Regions from separate parts of the Homo sapiens genome. Here region 2 is linked to region 1. A link is a loop called in an ENCODE intact Hi-C map of the cell type or tissue named here. Cell type or tissue: IMR-90. All regions are shown on one strand. Each heading gives the region's core, and the rest is flanking DNA. Links, peaks and the distances in the headings are about the cores only.

What was found. A loop is a pair of places that touch in the nucleus more often than their neighbours do. Peaks named below come from ENCODE experiments on the same cell type or tissue, not always from the same donor. Only the 100,000 strongest peaks of a DNase experiment are listed, where the experiment ranks them.
Region 2: a loop joins it to region 1, with 7 times the contacts of the local background. A loop is called at or near these places in 10 of 110 quality-filtered maps.

The regions. Positions count from the first base shown.
Region 1 is chr9:132,795,830-132,805,297 of GRCh38, reverse strand. All of the region lies in intron 10 of AK8 (adenylate kinase 8), which reads left to right. Among named protein-coding and RNA genes, the nearest start is that of AK8, 78 kb to the left of the region's middle. In IMR-90, for the core only: CTCF peaks have their summits at 1,098 (motif pointing left) and 4,965 (motif pointing right); a DNase peak (open chromatin) is centred at 4,977; H3K27me3 peaks cover 4,014 bases.
Region 2 is chr9:132,645,729-132,655,196 of GRCh38, reverse strand. DDX31 (DEAD-box helicase 31) reads left to right here. Exons shown (of 20, transcript NM_022779.9): 7 at 2,705-2,749; 8 at 4,081-4,122; 9 at 4,899-4,963; 10 at 6,646-6,765; 11 at 6,902-7,008; 12 at 8,139-8,374; 13 at 9,126-9,302. Among named protein-coding and RNA genes, the nearest start is that of DDX31, 20 kb to the left of the region's middle. In IMR-90, for the core only: a CTCF peak has its summit at 3,810 (motif pointing right); DNase peaks (open chromatin) are centred at 3,756 and 7,606; H3K27ac peaks cover 515 bases.

The sequences.
Region 1 (9,468 bases), core at 496-8,495:
AAAAAAGAAACCCAACCCAACCCTGACATTTCTGGGAAGTCCAAGGAGAGCCGGAGTGCACAGAGTCATCCTTGCTCTGACCAGAGCTTCTAGAAGCGTTTCCCTCTCCGTGGGCAGCCCCAGCGGCTTCAGAGAAGAGCAAACCGCCAGTGCGCTCAGCTGTGAAATTGTCTCTGACAGGCCTGACCCTGGAGGCCCCGGGCCTTCTTCTCCAGTCGGGAGGTCTCTCAGTGTAGCTGTCTGGGCAGCCCTTGGCATGGCTAGAGCTGTGCTCCTGCCCCTCACAGACCCCCCAACGGCAGGTGCAGCTTGAAGCCTCTTTCCCTCTGGGAACATCCTCGCCTGACGGGAGCTGACACGGGTTCTTTCTCATTGGGCTGTGAGCGGGGCCTGCAGAGGCAGGGGCAGGACATGAGGGGTGAGGAAGAGGTGGCCCCAGTGACCCTCTGCAGCCTCTACACTTATGATCAGGGAGGTGGGACTTGCTGGGGTTTGTCAACCAGAAGCTGGCTCTGAGGTTTCCTGTGCAAGGGAACTTGGCACAGCCTCATCGGACATAGAGGGAGGGAAGCGGGGACCACGCCCTGCAGCTTCACACCTGTCGCTGCTGCTCTGGGTGACAAGGGCACACCCGACAGAAGAAGCAAGATGGGAGCAGAGGGACACGGGAGGGGGAGAGGCGAGGGAAGAGACTTCCTGACATACAGAGGGATGTACCTGCTCCCACCCCCCTCCCTGGGAAGAGCCTGTGGAAGCCAGGGGATGCGGGAGGCAGGGGAAGGGGAACTCCTTCTCCTCACCCCTCACTGCAGACCTCTGATTTACCCCATCCACGATCTTGATTGCAGGACTCTGACCTCCCCCCAGCCTTTGGTTGGTTTTTACTGGGAGATGAGATGGCCTCATCTGGGACCTCCCTACCCCAGGATCCCCCTGTTTCTGCTCACGCTGTCTGCTCGGCCGGCTGCTTCAAGGGCTGAGGAGTCAGCTCCCGCAGGGCTCATGGTAGGAGCTCAGCTAGTTTAGTGGAAGAGCAAGCCTGTGGCAGTTGACCTGGGTCCCTGTGGTGTGGACAATCCCAGGGCCCAGATGCTGCCCTCTGCTGCCTGCATTTCTATTCGGGTGAGGTCCCTCTCCATGGGCAGCCCCAGTGGCTTCAGAGAATTAGTCTTTTTTTTTTTTTTTTTTTTTTTGAGATGGAGTCTCACTCTGTCCCCAGGCTGGATCGCAGTGGCGCGATCTCGGCTCACTACAACTTTCGCCTCCTGGGTTCAAGCGATTCTCCTGCCTCAACCTCCTGAGTAACTGGGACTACAGGCGCCCACCACCACGCCCGGCTAATTTTTGTATTTTTAGTAGAGATGGGGTTTCACCATATTGGCCAGGTCTCCATCTCTTGACCTCGTGATCCGCCAGCCTCGGCCTCCCAAAGTGCTGGGATTACAGGCGTGAACCACCATGCCCGGCCCAGAGAATTAGTCTTGAAGGAACAAAGAGGAGACAGGTCACAGGGGGCAGCATGCAGCCTGAAGGATTTCTAGAAGGGAGGCAAGTGACTGTCACTCCCAGATGGGAGGGGCCGTGGCTCAGAATCACACAGACTTGGTTCCCATTCAGACTCTGCTTCCTCCCAGCTGTGCTCCTGGGCAAGCCATGCGCCCCCTCAGAGCTCCCTTCAGTTTTCCCATCTGTAAGGCGAGCTTTCCTAGGATCCCATTTGTTGGCTTGCTCTATATAAAGGGAATTGTGTCTGTAATTCACTAATTACTTACTATGGTCACTGGTTGTAATCACTGATTACTCACCATGATTATTATCAAGAATGGAGTTGCCATCGTCATCATCTTAGTGGTAGTAATGGTACTCACAGCAAGTCCTGTCGGGTGTGAATATATTTTATATATGGGGGATTTTTTATATTTATTTATTTCCCATGACTGCTACCAGCTTTGGGGACCTAGTCCCTGCGGTAACTGGGAACTGACAAAGCTCCAGTTTGCATTACTCTGATGCTCCGTGATATGGTTTGGCTGTGTCCCCACCCAAATCTCATCTTGAACTGTAGTTCCCATAATCCTCACGTGTCATGGGAGGGACCCGGTGGGAGGTAATTGAATCTTGGGGGTGGTTACCTCCATGCTGTTCTCGTGATAGTGAGTTCTCACAAGATCTGATGGTTTTATAAAGGGCTTTCCCCCGCTCTGCCCCTTCGCTCTGCACCTCTCCTGGCTGCCGCTATGTGAAGAAGGACGTGTTTGCTTCCCCTTCTGCCATGATTGTAAGTTTCCCAAGGCCTCCCCAGCCTTGCAGAACTGTGAGTCCATTAAACCTCTTTCCTTTATAAATTACCCAGTCTTGGGTATGTCCCCCAAGTATCTCTTGTAGCCTAACAAGCTACCCCCCAATTTAATGGCATAAAATGACGCTGAGTTTATTATGCTCCTGATTTAGTGGGTCAGGGTTTGGGGCAGGACATGGCAAGGAGGTCTCGACTCTGCTCTGTGCTGACTTGGGCTTAGGTGGGATGCCTTGAACTGCCTAAGAGAGCTGGGCTGGCTCACCCGGGGATTTACATCTGGATCTCAGTTCTGGCGTCAGCTTGATTCCTTGGTTTTTCTCCACGTTGCATCTGCAGGGATAGTGTGTCCAAGACGGATTCTTCATCGCCATGCCCGGTGCCTGGGAGGGCACGCTTGGAATGGCTGGGGCTGGCCAGGCATCTTCCCTCCTCACAGCCTCTCCGTGGGGCTGGCTTCACCTGCCTTCTTACTTGGTGTCTGGCTGCTCCTGGCACAAGCACTCCAGAGAGTTCAAGGGCGGCAGTGGTTGGGGTGGAAGGTGGGGCCAGCGGCCAGGCATCCCATGACTTCACCACAGACACCCCAGGATACACTTCTGTCTGAATCTGTTCACAGAGCTTGTCACTGGGGCCAGCCCAGGTTCCAGGGAGGGGATTGAGACACCGCCCCCCTCCCGCCCCCTGCCCTGGGAGGAGTAGCAAAGAAGGCGTGGCCATCTTTAATCTCCCACACCACACCGGGGAAGGCTTGATGTGAACATTTTAGTTTTGTTCAGGATGGGCTGCACCACGTGCCTGGGAGGCAGCCACAGCCTAAGCAGCCCTCAGGAGCTGGATCCCCAGGCGACATCGGGTGCCACACAGGGGCCTACCAATACCTCCGTGGCTTTGGAGCCCAATTTTGTCCCCATGAAGAGGAGGAAGCCTTGGCTAGGAGGTAAAATGAGTCGCCCAAAGGCAGGCTGCAAGTGGAATGCAGAGCGCAGGGCAGAGTTTGGGCCTCTAGTCCTCATCGTCACAGTGCTCGTCCTCCTAAAAGTCAGGTGGCAGCAAGCAGCCCCAGAGCTGGATTGGCTGGATGCAAATCCAAGCTCCACTACCTGTGAGCTGTATGGCCATGGGCAAGTCACTTCCTCTTCCTGTGCCTTAGTTTTCTAATCTGTAAAATGGGATACTGTGACTACTTCTTTCATAGGGAGAAAACTACATGAATTAATATTTGTATTAGAACAAAGACATGCTTAGAACAGGGCCAGGCTCATCATATGCACTGTAGCATACATGCTTGGTGAGTCAATATACTATCATATCTTTTCCCTCCCAGAAAACTGGGCTCATGGTTCTGTTTGCTGCTGACTTTCTTCTCCCAGATTTCGTGGGCTATGGCATCCTTGCTGCCCTTGAGATGTGGGAGAAAAAACTGGTTCTAAGCCCTGAATTCATTAAAATGGAAGGAAAATCGTGTTCCTTAAATGCTTTGATCTGCAGTGTACACTTAGTGAATACATCACTCTTTAAAATAATCCAGTTCACATGCAGACTGGCCGACCTCTGCTCATTTTCCCAGATACTTTCATATTCCATTGAAAGATGTAAAAATGTACTTTAAAATAAAAATTGTCAAATCATTCTGCACAGTGTGGCTAGCCGAGCATTTCCAATAGAGAAGTTTTACTAATTTGCTAAGTGATGTACCAGTTGTTTATAGAAGAATGTCTATTTTTGAATGGTCTCTTTTGTCACCTAAAACTTCATTTGAAAGGGACAAACTGGCCAGGCGTGGTGGCTCATGCCTATAATCCCAGCACTTTGGGAGGCCGAGGCAGGCAGATCACCTGAAGTCAGGAACTCAAGACCAGCGTAGCCAACATGGTGAAACCCCATTTCTACTAAAAATACAAAAAAAATTAGCCGGGCCTGGTGGCGCACTTCTGTAATCCCAGTCACTCACGAGGCTGAGGCAGGAGAATCTCTTGAACTCAGGAGGTAGAGGTTGTAGTGATCCGAAATCGCGCCACTGCACTCCAGCCTGGGCGACAGAGCGAGACTACTCCGTCTCAAAAAAAAAAAAAAAAAAAAGGACAAACTGAAATATTCACTGTTGGGCATCTCTGCCCCTCAGGTAGCTGTGTCAATGCCGTGTGGGCACCTCAGTCTTGTCTTTGCCTTTTGCCTGAGTAGACATGGTAAAGAAGAGAGTGACAGAAAGTGGGTGGCCCTCTCCAAGGGAGGAGGGGCACAACATGGCCTCCTAGTCTGCAGGGCACCCAGGGCTGATGTACTGACTTCTCTGGTCTTGAAAGAAAATCCAGTATTAACACATTGTTATTTCCTGGCGCCATTGTCTGCCAGGCAATTTTAAACGTTGTTAAGCAGTAGAGATATTAGAGTAGAAAGGTTGGCGTCTAAGAAAACCATGGAAGGCATCTGTTTCATCTCCTACTTGGGGAACCAAGGCCCGGCCAGATGGGGGTTTGTCTGGGGCAATTGACTTGAGTTTACCAAAGAGCAAGCTAGATCCAGTGGCCTTACCCTCCCTTAGGAATTGCAGGGTGCGGCCGATGGAACAATCCCAGTTTCTCCTCATTCTCTTCTCCAGGGTTTGGAAATGTTCTGTGCGTTGCTGGCGGCGTTCACTTGGGGGATGCAGAACCCATGTTTCACCAGCAGGTGGTAGTAAATAACAAACAAACGGCATCACCAACAGAAACACCTGGCGCCAGGTCCTGGCACTGGGGCGCTGCAGGGCCTTCAGGGCACGCAGGATTTCTGGTGACGGCAGCGAGACGGGCTTGCAGGCCCAGCTGCCGGGAATCAGTGCCATCCCGAGAGTGATGGCCTCCAGAGATGGGAGGCGTTCGGCTTTCCTTGAATTAAGTCAGGGCCTGGGCAAACCTCCCAGCAGCCTAGAGTAGAGCCCCTGGCGGGATGCGAGCCCCGCTTCTTTCAGGCACCAGGTTGTGTGAAATGGAAATTAAAAAACAAAACCAAAAGCAACCCCTTTTCCTCCTCCACAGTCCTGTTCCTTTTGTAAGATTCCCTGGACCTCCTGGGTCCTATTGGGATCCTTCAGGAGGGGCGGGACCCAGGGACCCAGGGACCACAGGAGAAAGAGAAGCAAATGCCAGCCTCCCCCATGAACACTGATGCTCATCTTGACATCAATTTCAAGGAGGGCTTGAAGAAGGAAAGAAGTTACACCGGGCAGTTTGAAGCGAATGTGAGGGATGAGGAGAGGCAGTGTGGGTGCGGTGTAGGTATGTAGGTGTGTTTGCTAGATGTGTTTGTGTAATGAGGGTGTGTGCTTCGTGTACTATGTGTGGATAGGTGGGTATACAGTATGTGTTGTGCACGTGGTGGGGTGTAGGGGTGTGGGGGTGTGTGGTGTGTGTGTGTGTGTGTTTGTAGCTGAGTGCATGAGCACATGTCTGTGTGTGTGCGTGCCTGTGTGTGTTGTAGTGTGTCAGGTGTCGTGTGTGTAGACATGTATGTAGTGTGTGGGGGCGTTTATGAGTGTGCATGGAGGGGTGACGTGTGCAGGGCATGTGCAAGGGTGTGTGGGGAGGCACTCAGCTCTTTCCTGTTTGCCCTAGGGTGCCAAGGAGGCTCACATGGCTTGTCGTGAGTCTAGCAATCAACCTTAGCATGTTTTTTATCTTTAAGCCACTGGCTGAAGGAGCTATTTCCTTCTCTCCACTTTTTGTCCTATCTTTATATGCCAGCCCCAGAAACCTTAGTGTCCCTCATATCTTCTCCCTCAACAATAACTGATGGGCAGAAAGCCAAGGTCCCTGCAGGGCTGGCTCTGCGGTGCGGACAGCAGGCGGCGGCGTGGCGCAGCAGGAGGGGCCTCTGGTGCCTGCTGGAAAACCGCAAGCTGGCCTGGGTGCTCTCTCCGAGCCCTTCCCTACTCACACCCATCAGCTCTGGAGCTGGATGTGACCGAGGGTGACTGAAGCCAGACCTGCAGCCCGGGAGGAGTCAGTGCTGCCCAGTTGCATCTCATGGGTGTCGGGACTCCTGTCCGGAGCCGTGGAACTGCTGTGCGGGAGGGAGCCCAATGGGATCCTGGGCCTTTAGACAGGACTCCTTCCCCTTCGAGACAGGAGGGTGGGACACGGGCCCGCGGTGGGGAGTGGAGGCCTGGGAGCATCCCACTTGCCACCATGGATCCCCATCTACCCCCATGCCAAGGGCCAAGCACACCCAGCCCCGCGGGGAATAAATGGATTGAGATTTTAATAACCTGGAGGTCAACTTGAGGACTGCCATCTTTTATGGAAGATCTTGAGAAAAAAAAAAAAAAAAACAAACGAAACCATGTGGTGTGGCCTTATGAAATAATGAGATACTCATATCTTGCAGTTGGCTAAATTTAGGGCTGACAGAACACTCCAGAGAGGTAACCCTTGGCGGTAGCTTTGTATGAAGGGTGAGATGTTAACTGTCAAGCCCAGAAATCAAGCCTGAGGCATCTGACTTAATGGTGAAAGACTTTAGACCGCACTGAAAAATCTCTGTCTGAGAGGAGGAGAAAGGGTAAATGGACAGCATTATCAAGAGGACTCGAAACTTCTGGCAGAGCACAGTGAACCAAGGAGCAGCTTGTTCTCAGCTTTGTGCTGAGCTGGCCAGTCAGACCATGTGGGGCTGGAAACGTGAGTCCATAGCTGGCAGGAAAATCCAAACAAGCCACAGCAAAACAGACACCGAGCCTCAGAGAGGCTGGGACAGGAGACATGGGTGGGTTTGGGGAATTTACACTAAAGGCAGGGTCTTCAGGGTTCACCCCTCACTCCTCAACCCTGCGTGCTGCCACTGAGGAGAGATGCTGACTGGGAAAGGTCGGTAGCCTCAGAGCAGCACCCAGTGGGGTCTGTTGCTTGTCTTGACCCAGATGGGAGAGCCCTACCAGGATCCAGGATCCCTGTGCGCTGGGAGAGGACCAGTGCAGTTCCTTAGCCACGCAGCCCCAGTGAGGAACTGTGAGCCAAAATGTGTTGCTGTTCCTTATAAAAGGTTAAAGGACTCGAACGAGGAGCTTTCGCAGGACTGCTAACACAGGCAGATGTGGGCAAGTGCCCGTGATGCCAGGCTTCTGGGCAGAGCTTCCGGAACTGGTGGAGTTACAGGACGGCTGGAGGCCACCCAAACTGCAGGTCCCCCAAAAGGGAGAGCCGCCCATGGCCTTCGGGGGAGATTGTGTCCTTTGTCACTTTAGGAACGGTCTCTCACAGGGGCCATTTCAATCTGTTTTAAGCATTAAATGGTTTCCTTTAAAAAAAAATCACATTTTTAGTGGAAAACGTTAAACACATCTAAAAAGCAGAGAGAATAGAATAATGAACCTGTGGGAGCCATCGCTAGTATAATGAACCTCACGTGCTTGTGGCCACCCTTGTTGCATCTAGAACCACCCTCCCCTACCCCAGAGACCCCTCCCAACAAACCCCAGGTGCTAGTGCTCATTCTTTTGGCTGCATATTTAATTCACGAGTGGGTGATCACGTAGAGATGAATGGAACGACTGAGAGGAAGCGTCTCCCTTGGTTATTTTCTGTTGCCGCAGGACCTGATTCAGTGCTTGGTGAGAAAAGTCCTTAAGTTCTCTGGCCCATGAACGCTTGAGGAACTAAAGAACTTCCTGGGTTTTGGAAATGGTTCCCTTTTTTCCTTCCCTCCCTCCCTTCCTTCCTTCCTTCGTGTTTATTAGATGCTTTCCGTGGGCCCAGTACTGTGCCAGGTGCTGGGGTATAGCAATGAGCCTGACCCTACTGGGGGGATCCCTGCTTTCATGGGGTGGGCATTGGGGTGGGAATGCAGGTATTAAGTGGATACTACATCAGTTGTTACTGATGTGCGCTTGTGATGAGCCCTTCCAGGAAGTGCTGGCTGCAGAGCCTGTGTTTCCTGATTCCTGCAGAGAGGGGTTTGTTTGGGTTTTGGCTCAAAGTGGGAACCAGCGTGAGCATTCCCTTTCTTCCTCAATCTTTTGGAAATTTGGCCCTCCCTGCCTCCGACATCCCCAGCACTTCCTACTTCTGTGACCTCTGCTTTCCTGCCAGGTTTGTGTTGCATTACATCCGGGTGCCCTCTCACCTCCACCACCCTGGGCTCCATGAGCAAGGGCTTGAGTCCGATTCATGGAGCGTGAAGTGGCGGCCACCCTTCCCCCTCCCTCTGTGTGTGTGTGTGTGTGTGTGTGTGTGTGTGTGTGTGTGTGTGTGTAGCATGTATGTATGTGTATATATTAATATAGTCACATATGAATATATGTTTAAATTAGACCATGTATACAAGCCGTTTATTTACCTGCTTTTTTCTCATTCTGTCATAGACTTCTGCCTCGACCTGTCTATATTAACTTTGCAAGTTAATATAGAGATTGTTTTTAAAAGGTTGTCTAATATTCTATTGCAGAGATGTACCTTCTTTGATTTAATCTGTCCTCTATTGATGGACATTCTAGATCATTTCCAGTTGTCACTATTGTAAACAACACTGAAATGGACATCTTTGTATACACATCTTTTTCCCCTCTTAGGTTCAAGTTCTTAGAAATAGGATTGCTGGGTCAAAAGACATGTACATTTTAAATTTTGATGCAAGTTGGGAAATTCTCTCTAGAAATCTTTGTCAACTAACAGAAAAAACAAAAACAAAAACCTCATTGTATTTCTATCTGGCCTTCCATTTTTCCCTCGAGTCAGATTTCTCCTCAGTTGAGAAACTTTGTATTGGTTCGTAAGTGGCCAATGTGAGGGACTCAGGGGCTCCAGGCCATTGGGTAATGAGGCAGCAGAACAGTTGGGGGTGTTATGGGCCGGGGATCAGGGTCCTATCCCAGCCTGATCACCAGCTGGCTAGATGACCTTGGGCGGGTCACTTAAACCACAACCTCTTTGGGCTTCAGTTTCCTAACTTTGAAACAAGAGGTCAATGGGATGACCTTCCAGGCCCTCAGAAAGCTGTGGCTCCAAAGGTCAGACCACCTACAGTGCAGCTGGGTTTCCAAGCCATACTTGATTATTAGAGATGACACTCAGAAAATATTTGGTCCAAATAATTCTCACCGCTAAACAATGGAGGCCTTAGTGGGCCTGGATTATTAGCGGGATCCACCATTCTGATCTCAGCCAAATGCGGCCTCCTTAGTAGCCGTCCTAGGC
Region 2 (9,468 bases), core at 495-8,494, 150 kb after region 1:
CAAGGCCACTTAAATACTCTACAGTCTGTAAAATATTCTACAACCTCTTTACACACACATATGGTCTATAGGAGAAATTTCTGTAAGTGGAATGTGCATTTTTATTTTAGTAGATAATGCCAACATTAAACTTGAAAGGGAATATGCCAGTGTGCACTCCAGCAGCGGTGTAGAAGGTCCAGTTTTCCCATGCCCTCCAATGCTCTCAGCTGCTTTATGTTTCTTCTTCTTCTTTTTTTTTTTTTTTTTTTGAGACAGAGTCTCGCTCTGTTGCCCTGGTTGGAGTGGAGTGGCGTAATCTCGGCTCACTGAAACCTCCACCTCCCGGATTCAAGCAGTTCTCCTGCCTCAGGCTCCCAAGCAGCTGGGATTACAGATGCCTACCACCACGCCCGCCTAATTTTTGTAGTTTTAGTAGAGATGGGGTTTCACCATGTTGGCCAAGCTGGACTTGAACTTCTGACCTCAAGTGATCCACCCGCCTTGGCCTCCCATAGTGCTGGGATTACAGGCATGAGCCACCACATCCGGCCCTTTATTCATTTTTCTATTTGAATTTTGTTTTGTTTTGTTTTGTTTTGTTTGAGATGAAGTCTCGCTCTGTCGCCCAGGCTGGAGTGCGATGGCACGATCTCGGCTCACTGCAACCTCCACCTCCTGGGTTCAAGAGATTCTCCTGTCTCAGCCTCCTGAGTAGCTGGGATTACAGGCATGCACCACCACGCCTGGCTAATTTTTTTTGTATTTCTGTAGAGACAGGGTTTCACCATGTTGGCCAGGCTGGTCTCTAACTCCTGACCTCAAGTAATCCACCCACCTCAGCCTCCCAAAGTGCTGAGATTACAGGCGTGAGCCACCGTGCCTGGCCAAGTTGGTCTTTTTTTAAAGATTGAATTACAGGGCTTTTTAAAATATATAAATTAAGGAAATTAGCTCTTTCTCTCAGGTGTGGCATATTTTCTCCCCAGGTTATCATTTGACTCTTGGTTTTGTTTAGGTATTATTTTTCCATTCTGAAATTTAAAATTCTTAGGTAATAAAACGTATCAGTGTTTTATTTTAAGGTTTCTGAGTTTTATGTCATCTGTTAAAAGGACAATTCCAGCTTTGTTTTCCTAACTTTATTTTTTTCTCACAGGACTTTTGAATTAAACCATCTTTTTCTTGCTGATATAAAATGGCCCTTATATTATTTTCTAAATTTTGTTATCTATTTGATTCTATTCTCAACTTTATTTGCTATTATAATCTCTATTCATGTGCCAGTATCATTATTTGTAATTGCTGTAGCTTTAAATTATTTTAACATCTGATGTTTTTCATAAATGTCTTGGTTATTTTTGTACATTTATTTTTCCATATGAACTTTCAAATCAGGTTGTTTGGTTATATATGTTATTTTATATATACACATTTGTGGCATTTTTATTAGCATCACATTACGTTTATGGAGTGATTTAGAGAGAATTAGCTTATATGTACTATTGCATCCTCTTATCTGGAAATAGGGTGTATCCTTCCATTTATTCAAAATTTACTTTATGCCCCTCAGAGGTGTTTTTAAATTTTCTTCATATAGATTTTGTATATTTTTTGCTAAGCTTATATTCCTTTTATCTTTTTTGTTGCTATTAACTTTTTATATTGGAAGGCTGTTGAAATTTTTTTTTTTTTTTTTTTTTTTTTTTTTTTTTTTTTTTTTGAGACTGAGTTTTTCACTTGTTGCCCAGGCTGGAGCACAATGGTGCGATCTCAGCCCACTGCAACCTCCACCTCCTGGGTTCAAGTGATTCTCCTGCCTCAGCCTCCCGAAGAGCTGGGATTACAGGCGCCCGCCACCATGCCCAGCTAATTTTTGTATTTTTAGTAGAGACGGGGTTTCACCATGTTGGCCAGGCTGGTCTCAAACTCCTGACCTCAAGTGATCCGCCTGTCTTGGCCTCCCAAAGTGCTGGGATTACAGGCGTGAGCCACTGCACCTGGCTATTGATTTTTATATGTTAATTTTGCATTCAGCTGCTTGACAAAATTATCTTGTTTGTAATAGATTTTACATTAGTTCTCTTATGGTTTTTTTTTTTGTAAGATAAAATAACATCTGCTAACAATAATTTTGTTTCCTATTTTCTAATTTTATACATCATATTTCTTGTCTGATTGTATGGGCCAGGACCTCTAGAACAGTATTCTAGAATAATGGGGTTAGTGGGTGTGTTAGTCCATTTTTACACTGCTGATAAAAACATACCCGAGACTGGGAAGACAAAGAGGTTTAATTTGACTTACAGTTCCACATGGCTGGGGGAGGTCTCATAATCATGGCAGAGGACGAAAGACATTTCTTACATGGCAGCAGCAAGAGAGAATGAGGAAGACGCAAAAGCAGAAACCCCTGATAAACCCATCAGATCTCGTGAGACTTATTCATTATCACGAGAATAACCGGCCCCCCTGATTCAATTACCACCTCACTCCTGCCCCCCTGCCCTTCCTCCTACAACATGTGGGAATTCTGGGAGATACAATGCAAGTCGAAATTTGGGTGGGGGCACAGCCAGACCACATCAGTGGGCAACCTTATTTTGTCCCTTTCTTCATTAAGAGTGCTTCTGATGTTCTACAACCGGCCACCCCTGTGTCCTGTCCGTTTGGAGTCTGCCTTTGTTTATCCTGCTCATGGCATTTTTTTTCTGTGTGTCAACAGCGCAGTGATGGCCCCTATGCCCTGGTGCTCGTGCCAACGAGAGAGGTAAGCAGGCTCCCTTTTGGGACAAGTTTTAAGCACATGCTTTCACTAATGTCCCGTTGAATTTAAAAGTGGTTTTACCATGTTTCTCCCTACTGCACAAGCCACTGCACACCAGTTCCATTTGCCTGGAAACCATCCTTCTGGTTCTTGTCAAGGAGAAAAATTCAAGTAGTCTCTGAGAATCATAAGTATGGAAAAGTATTTTCCTATTGTCTAGAAACTAATGATACTATTAAATGTCTGTTTAATTGGGTTTTGAATTAAGTTGCTAAAAAAAAACCTACAGAAATGCAATTTTTTAGCAACTTTATTCAAAACCAAAAGCAGTTGGCTCTGAAAATGAACCTTTATTTTTTTTAAGAAGCTACTGCTACCAAAAATGTTACTTGTTCCTAAAAGTTAAACTTTTCAATATTTTTTTCTTTCTTGGTGGAAATCTCTTCTATCTGATCTATTTTATTTGCCTACAGAGGCAACTTCAGATTAGGGTATGTGGTTTCTATATCAAATGCTAATCACTTCCTTACAGAGAATTGATCACAGAGATGATTTGAAGTCAGCTTTTCATATAGCCTGCAGTCCCCTATCTCAGCTCAGTCCAATGAAGGAGCAGGCACAGAAGCTATTAAAATTTTTACAGCAGCAAACTTGCTACTTCTCGAGGATGCTTCATGAATACTAAATATGTGGAAACTGTATATACGTTCTTTAAGAACGGGATTCTGTATGAGGCATTTTTGAAGGTTGTTAATGGTTGTAGCCTACTTTAATTTTCACTTGCTTTGTTCTCAAATGGAGCTGTTGGTTTGCTTTTGTTTTATTGATATAAACTTGAGGAGCGACCATCTCCCAGGCTTCAGATATCCTGGCACAGTTGTAGAATACAGTCATCGCTCCTTGAGAGCGAAGTTCCCAGAGGCTACCCTGTTGCGTCACTATTGTGGTTTACTCTGCGTACATATTATATTCTTTCTCTTTCTAAGGAGAGTCAAATTCAGGTTACTTTGTTTCATTCTCTTACGTTTTTGTGCACCACAGACTTGAACTTCTCTGTGTGGCACTCTGGGAATTTGAGCCAGCAGAGGGAGCACAAAACACTATTTTTGTGTATGTCCAAGAAATAGAAGTGTTGTCTTTACCCTCTTTGCCCAAACTGACAGGTTGCAGAACCAGTCTAAGAACAAGGTATATTAGATTCTGTGTATAGGATTTTTTTTCTTCTTAAATCTTAACTTGAGGTCCAAGTTTGGATCCTAATCACATTAAATTGTCTTTAAAAAAAAAAAAAGGGGGATCCTGTTCATCATCTATAACTTTTAAAATTTTTACAGCTAGCTCTACAAAGCTTTGACACTGTCCAGAAACTGCTTAAGGTAAGGCAAACCATGAGTTCCATTTCATCTTGCTTGCTGACTTTGAGGAAGGATTTAATATACTACAGTCTATTCTTTATTTTCAAAGAGATAAGAATTATTTCCTTTTGCCTGGATATCTCTGCTCTCTCTAGGCAGTTTATAGGTTTTTACTGATCTAAACCTACCAATTTCTAGCTTAGCTGAATTATCAGTGACTCCTGGTGCATAAAGTCCTGCAATTTGTTCATCATAGTCACTAGCAAGCCACATACAGAAATTCACAGGTACAGCCTGATGGTGATCCAGTAGAAAGCAACTTAGCTGCAAGTAGGATTTGTTTAAGAAAGGAGAGTGAAGGCTTCAGAATCAAAGCCAGCCAGCTCACCAAATTGGATCATGAATTGATCCATCCTTTCTTTTATTAGGGGTGGAGAGTAGGGAAGGGTGTTGCTTGGGTTTTTATCTTAACCCCAAAAATGGCAGTAGACTTACTGACATGTGTTTTCAGTTCAGGCTCTGTGGGAAAAGAAAGGCAAGCTACTTGAATGATTTAAGAAGCTCACATTTCTCTCTCACTGTGGTAGAAGCTAGTTATATACCTATAATTCAAGTTACTGCTGATAGTGAACATGGGTGTAGCAATGCCTAGGAATTGTGTCTGCACAATAACACCTTATACAATGAGAAGCACCAGTTTTCTCCCATGCCTTGTTTAAGGAAAGGGAATTTGGAATCAATGTCTGATGTTAGTAAAGGGGGCTTTGCACTGACTGTGGTCTGCTGTCTTTCTGTAGCCTTTCACCTGGATTGTGCCTGGAGTGTTAATGGGAGGAGAGAAGAGAAAATCAGAAAAGGCCAGGTAGGAAGAGGTTTGTTGGTTGTTGTTTCCTTCTTGAATGTGTCCTGCCTTCCTATTCAGTAAGGCTGGGTCCTTCTAAACCTGCTGAGAGCTTTGTCTCAGGCTCTGCTTCCTAGTCCCGGTGCACAGGGACAGATTGAGTCAGTGGGGAGCGGTCACCTCTAGACGGTGCTGTTTTTTAAAATATTAAACCTACAAACAGGTTTCCTTCTGATGTTGCTAGTAACAGTGCTGTCAACTTCTTAACTCCCACCTACCCAATGCTCTATAGCATCCCTGGTTTAGTATACATCCACCTGCATGCCACTCATTTTTGTGGACATTAAGAGTTTGGGGTTTTGTTGTTTGCTTTTACAAAAACAAGATCATTCACTTATATAATGCTTTGTAACTTGCTTTTTACAACCGAATATGTTTGTTCCTTTATTAGGATTTGTAATGGGTGTCAGTTGAAAATCGTTGCAACAAGTAAATCTCAAATTGTCTTCATTCTTTTGAAAACATTTTTATTGTATTATAGCTTAATAATCAGTACTCAATAATGATGCATGTAGTCTATAACTGAGGAGTAAATATGAAACCTGAAACCTCAAAGCATTGGTTAGGATTAGACTCAGCTGTGAATAACAACAATAATAACAAATAACAGTGGCACAAACAATATACAAGTTTTATTTTTCTTTCACATTTAAGAAATCTGACAGAGCCAGTCCAAGGCTGGCCTGGTGCTCCAGTGTCGGGGACCAAGCTCTTTCTGTCTTTTTGTGCCACTATGGGAGGATTCCATTTTTAAGATTACCTCATAGTCTTAGATAGTTGCAGGCACTCCAACCATTGCATCTAATTTCTTGCCAGCGGGTACAGAGATGCTCATACCTGCTCCCTCTGAAGGTGCTTGTGTGATTGGCGTGTTCCCTTTACCTTTTATCCCATTGCTAAAACAAACATGACTATACTTAACTGCAAGGGAAGCTTGAAAATATATCCAGCTAGGCTGGGTGCAGTGGCTCATGCCTGTAATCCTAGCACTTAGGGAGGCCAAGGCAGGAGGATGACTTAAGACCAGGAGTTTGAGACCAGCCTAGGCAACATAGTGAGACCCCCGTCTCTACAAAGAAAAAAAAAATGTGCTAAAAATTGGAAGCTTTTATTACGGTGGACTGACAGGAAAATGGTTGTCTGGGGAATGAGAAATTAGATTTATTGTATATAACCCATGGGACAAAGCTGAGCCCCGTTGAATGGAAGTTACATAAAGGGCTTAGCATAAGAAAAAAGTGTCCTAGCAATTGGAGCACATTGGCATGGAATCACTTGCTCAGATACTAGATTCTCTGGCACAGAAACCTTCGAGAACAGGCTAGACTACAATCTCTTTGGAAGGTTCTAGAGAGGATTTATGAGTCAGATAAAGAGCATTGGATTATGTAGTTATGATCCCTTTCAAAGTTAAAGTTTTATGATTTTAATGTAATTTCAGATCTTAACAATTGCATTTCACAGTACAGGGAAAGACTCAAGTACAGCTTTCTACCCAGTTTTTATGTTTTGTCATGATTTCAGGCTATGGCACGTTTGCACTGTACATGAAATGAGTCTGTCTATTTTGCCTTTTTCCTGTGTTTTCTACTGGCGTGGCCCTGTTTGATTTACTTTCTTTTATGATATATAATTTTAAACAGACTCCGCAAAGGAATAAATATCCTTATCTCAACTCCTGGACGCCTGGTGGATCATATAAAATCCACAAAGAACATTCATTTTAGTCGGCTGCGGTGGTTGGTGTTTGATGAAGCAGACAGGTGAGCCTCGTCCCAGGATGATAACAGGTAGAAGAGAAGGGCTGTTTCTCCTCTCCTTGTTGCAACTTCTGTAGCCCCTTAGACCACATCTGCTCTTCATATAGTTGAAAATTTCTTTTTTTTTTTACAATCACAGAATCTTGGATTTGGGTTTTGAAAAGGACATCACAGTGATACTTAATGCTGTAAATGCTGAATGCCAAAAACGACAGAATGTCTTGCTATCAGCGACACTCACAGAAGGTGAGTTGAAAAGAAGTGATGGGTCCTTCTTTGTTCTTAATGAAGAGGAAGGACCTAGATTTAACCTGGGTTGTTTGCTGCAGTGATTCTCAACCTCAGGGAGGTGGGGGCAGGGAGAGAGCTGTCCTTAGAAGACTGCCTTTTCAAACTCTATGTTCTACACTCCCAACTTCCCTCTGCAAGTCATCCAAGACAGATATGTTCCCCAGGGCATGGGGAAAGGGAGAAAGGGCAGGGATGAGGACGAGAAAAGACTGGCTGCTATTGGCTTGGTGGTTTCATGAGGTTTTTGTGCACTTGCAACCCATGGAGAGCAGGGCCCTTGCACTGAAGATGATGACCTCTTATCTGAGTGCATTTTTAATGTAATCACTCTTCCTCCTATAGAGCTATTAAACTTAAAAAATATATCAATGAAGCGCTTCTCTGTCTTCCATCCATGTGAGATGGAAATTCTTAGCTCTCTTTTTTATCACTGGGAACACGAAGGCTTGGAAAAGTTGTATCACTCTACCAGATCCACCCCACACAGTGAGTCATTGACCAGCAGTGCAGCTTTCACGTTTTTCTGTCTGGTTTCCTTGATTTACTAGGCCACATTATGATGTGCATGTACCAGATGCCATGCATGTGGTCCCTCACAGTTCCCTATGTTCTAATTTTTGAGGGATGATTCACGAAGAAGGGATTCTGTGGTCAAGAAAGTTTGAGAAATGCCCCACATCCCTCCCTTGGATATTCTCAGGGCACATTAACACAATAAAGGCCCTGAGAGGGCTGCTTATAGCAAAAACGCTTTTGTGAAACCTTTGAAATCCAAGATTTGCCATAACTTACTTGACCAAAGAACCCTTTTGGGAGGTGGGGGTGGGCGCAGTATCTGTTGCTATCTTTTGGACGCTGTTCCATAGGTGAGTGTTTATAGAATGGCTATGGAAAGATACGTTGGTAGATCTCCCTGCAACACACACGTTGGCACTAGGGCGGATCAGTGCTGGGACTTGGTGATACCCATGGGGTAACATACGTAGTCCTAACATACATGGGTGGGTGCTGTATGGGGGTACGCTTTTGTGACCAGTTTCATGGTGTGTTTGTTGTCTGCTTTGCCCTTCTTACTTTTATCCAAGGTGTAACGCGGCTAGCTGATATCAGTTTGCATGATCCAGTCAGTATTTCTGTCCTGGACAAGAGCCATGACCAGTTGAACCCAAAGGACAAAGCGGTCCAGGAGGTCTGTCCTCCACCAGCTGGCGACAAGCTGGACAGCTTTGCAATACCAGAGAGTCTCAAGCAGCATGTGACTGTGGTTCCCAGCAAACTGAGGCTTGTCTGCCTAGCGGCCTTCATCCTTCAGAAATGCAAGGTGGGACTGTGGGCTAGAGCCGACTTGATTCAGGGAAGAAAGGCCTGCTTTCTTGTGTTAAGCCATTGGGAGCAATGAGTTGAGACACCAAAAATCAGAGGTTTTCCAACTTATGTCTGCATTCCGGATGCAGACTTTGATATACATCCTTTCAGTCAGGTTTTAGGATTATGGTAAAAACTCAGAGGTCAATGATAGCCATGATGTTCAGCTTGAAATGTTCTCGATACCTTTCCTGGGACTGATATTAGGAACATCACAGGTGGCGGGAACAGCTGGATGTGAGGCAGACGTAGGGGCTTGTGCTCATGTTTCTCCAAGAGTCTTGGCATTTGTGTATTTATTTACTAGATTTCTGCGCTGACTCTGAGATGTGAGAAAATAGTAAGTGGAAGGGCTTAAGGGTGAAGGTTTTCTGCATATGTAGGGTCTCAGCCAGGTAGTGTTGCATGTGGCAAGCCCTGGGCGAATAAAGGGAACGGAGCTCCCACACAGCTGTGCTCCCAGGTGTGTTTATTTTTGTCAGATAAGGGAAACCTGTTTGAAATGATAGCTGTGTCGTTTTCCTCTCCTGCATTCTTTGTAGAGTGGAGTATCACTGTTTTTGTTTTTGTTTTTTTAAATAATTCAAAGATAGTCACCTTTATTTCCAAATGGGGGTCAGCATGACTGTATAGTTTAGAGAAATATTCGTTTTGGCGTCACCTAATCTTAAAATATGTCGGTTTTTCCTCCCTTTGTATCGATGTAGTTTGAGGAAGACCAGAAGATGGTTGTCTTTTTCTCAAGTTGCGAGCTGGTGGAGTTCCACTACAGCCTCTTCCTACAGACCCTGCTGAGCAGCTCAGGGGCGCCGGCATCAGGGCAGTTGCCATCTGCCTCCATGCGATTAAAATTCCTACGGCTGCATGGCGGCATGGAGCAGGAGGTGAGCACTGATCTCCCTGTGCAGCGACAACACTGCGGCCCCACGTGGAGATGGGGGCGAACCTGAGTCCGGCAAACCTGGTCTTTAGGCTCAGCAATGGCTACGACCCTTGCACACTCCACTGGGCAAGTCAAGAATGAGACGAAAATGGGTGACCCACTGAAAC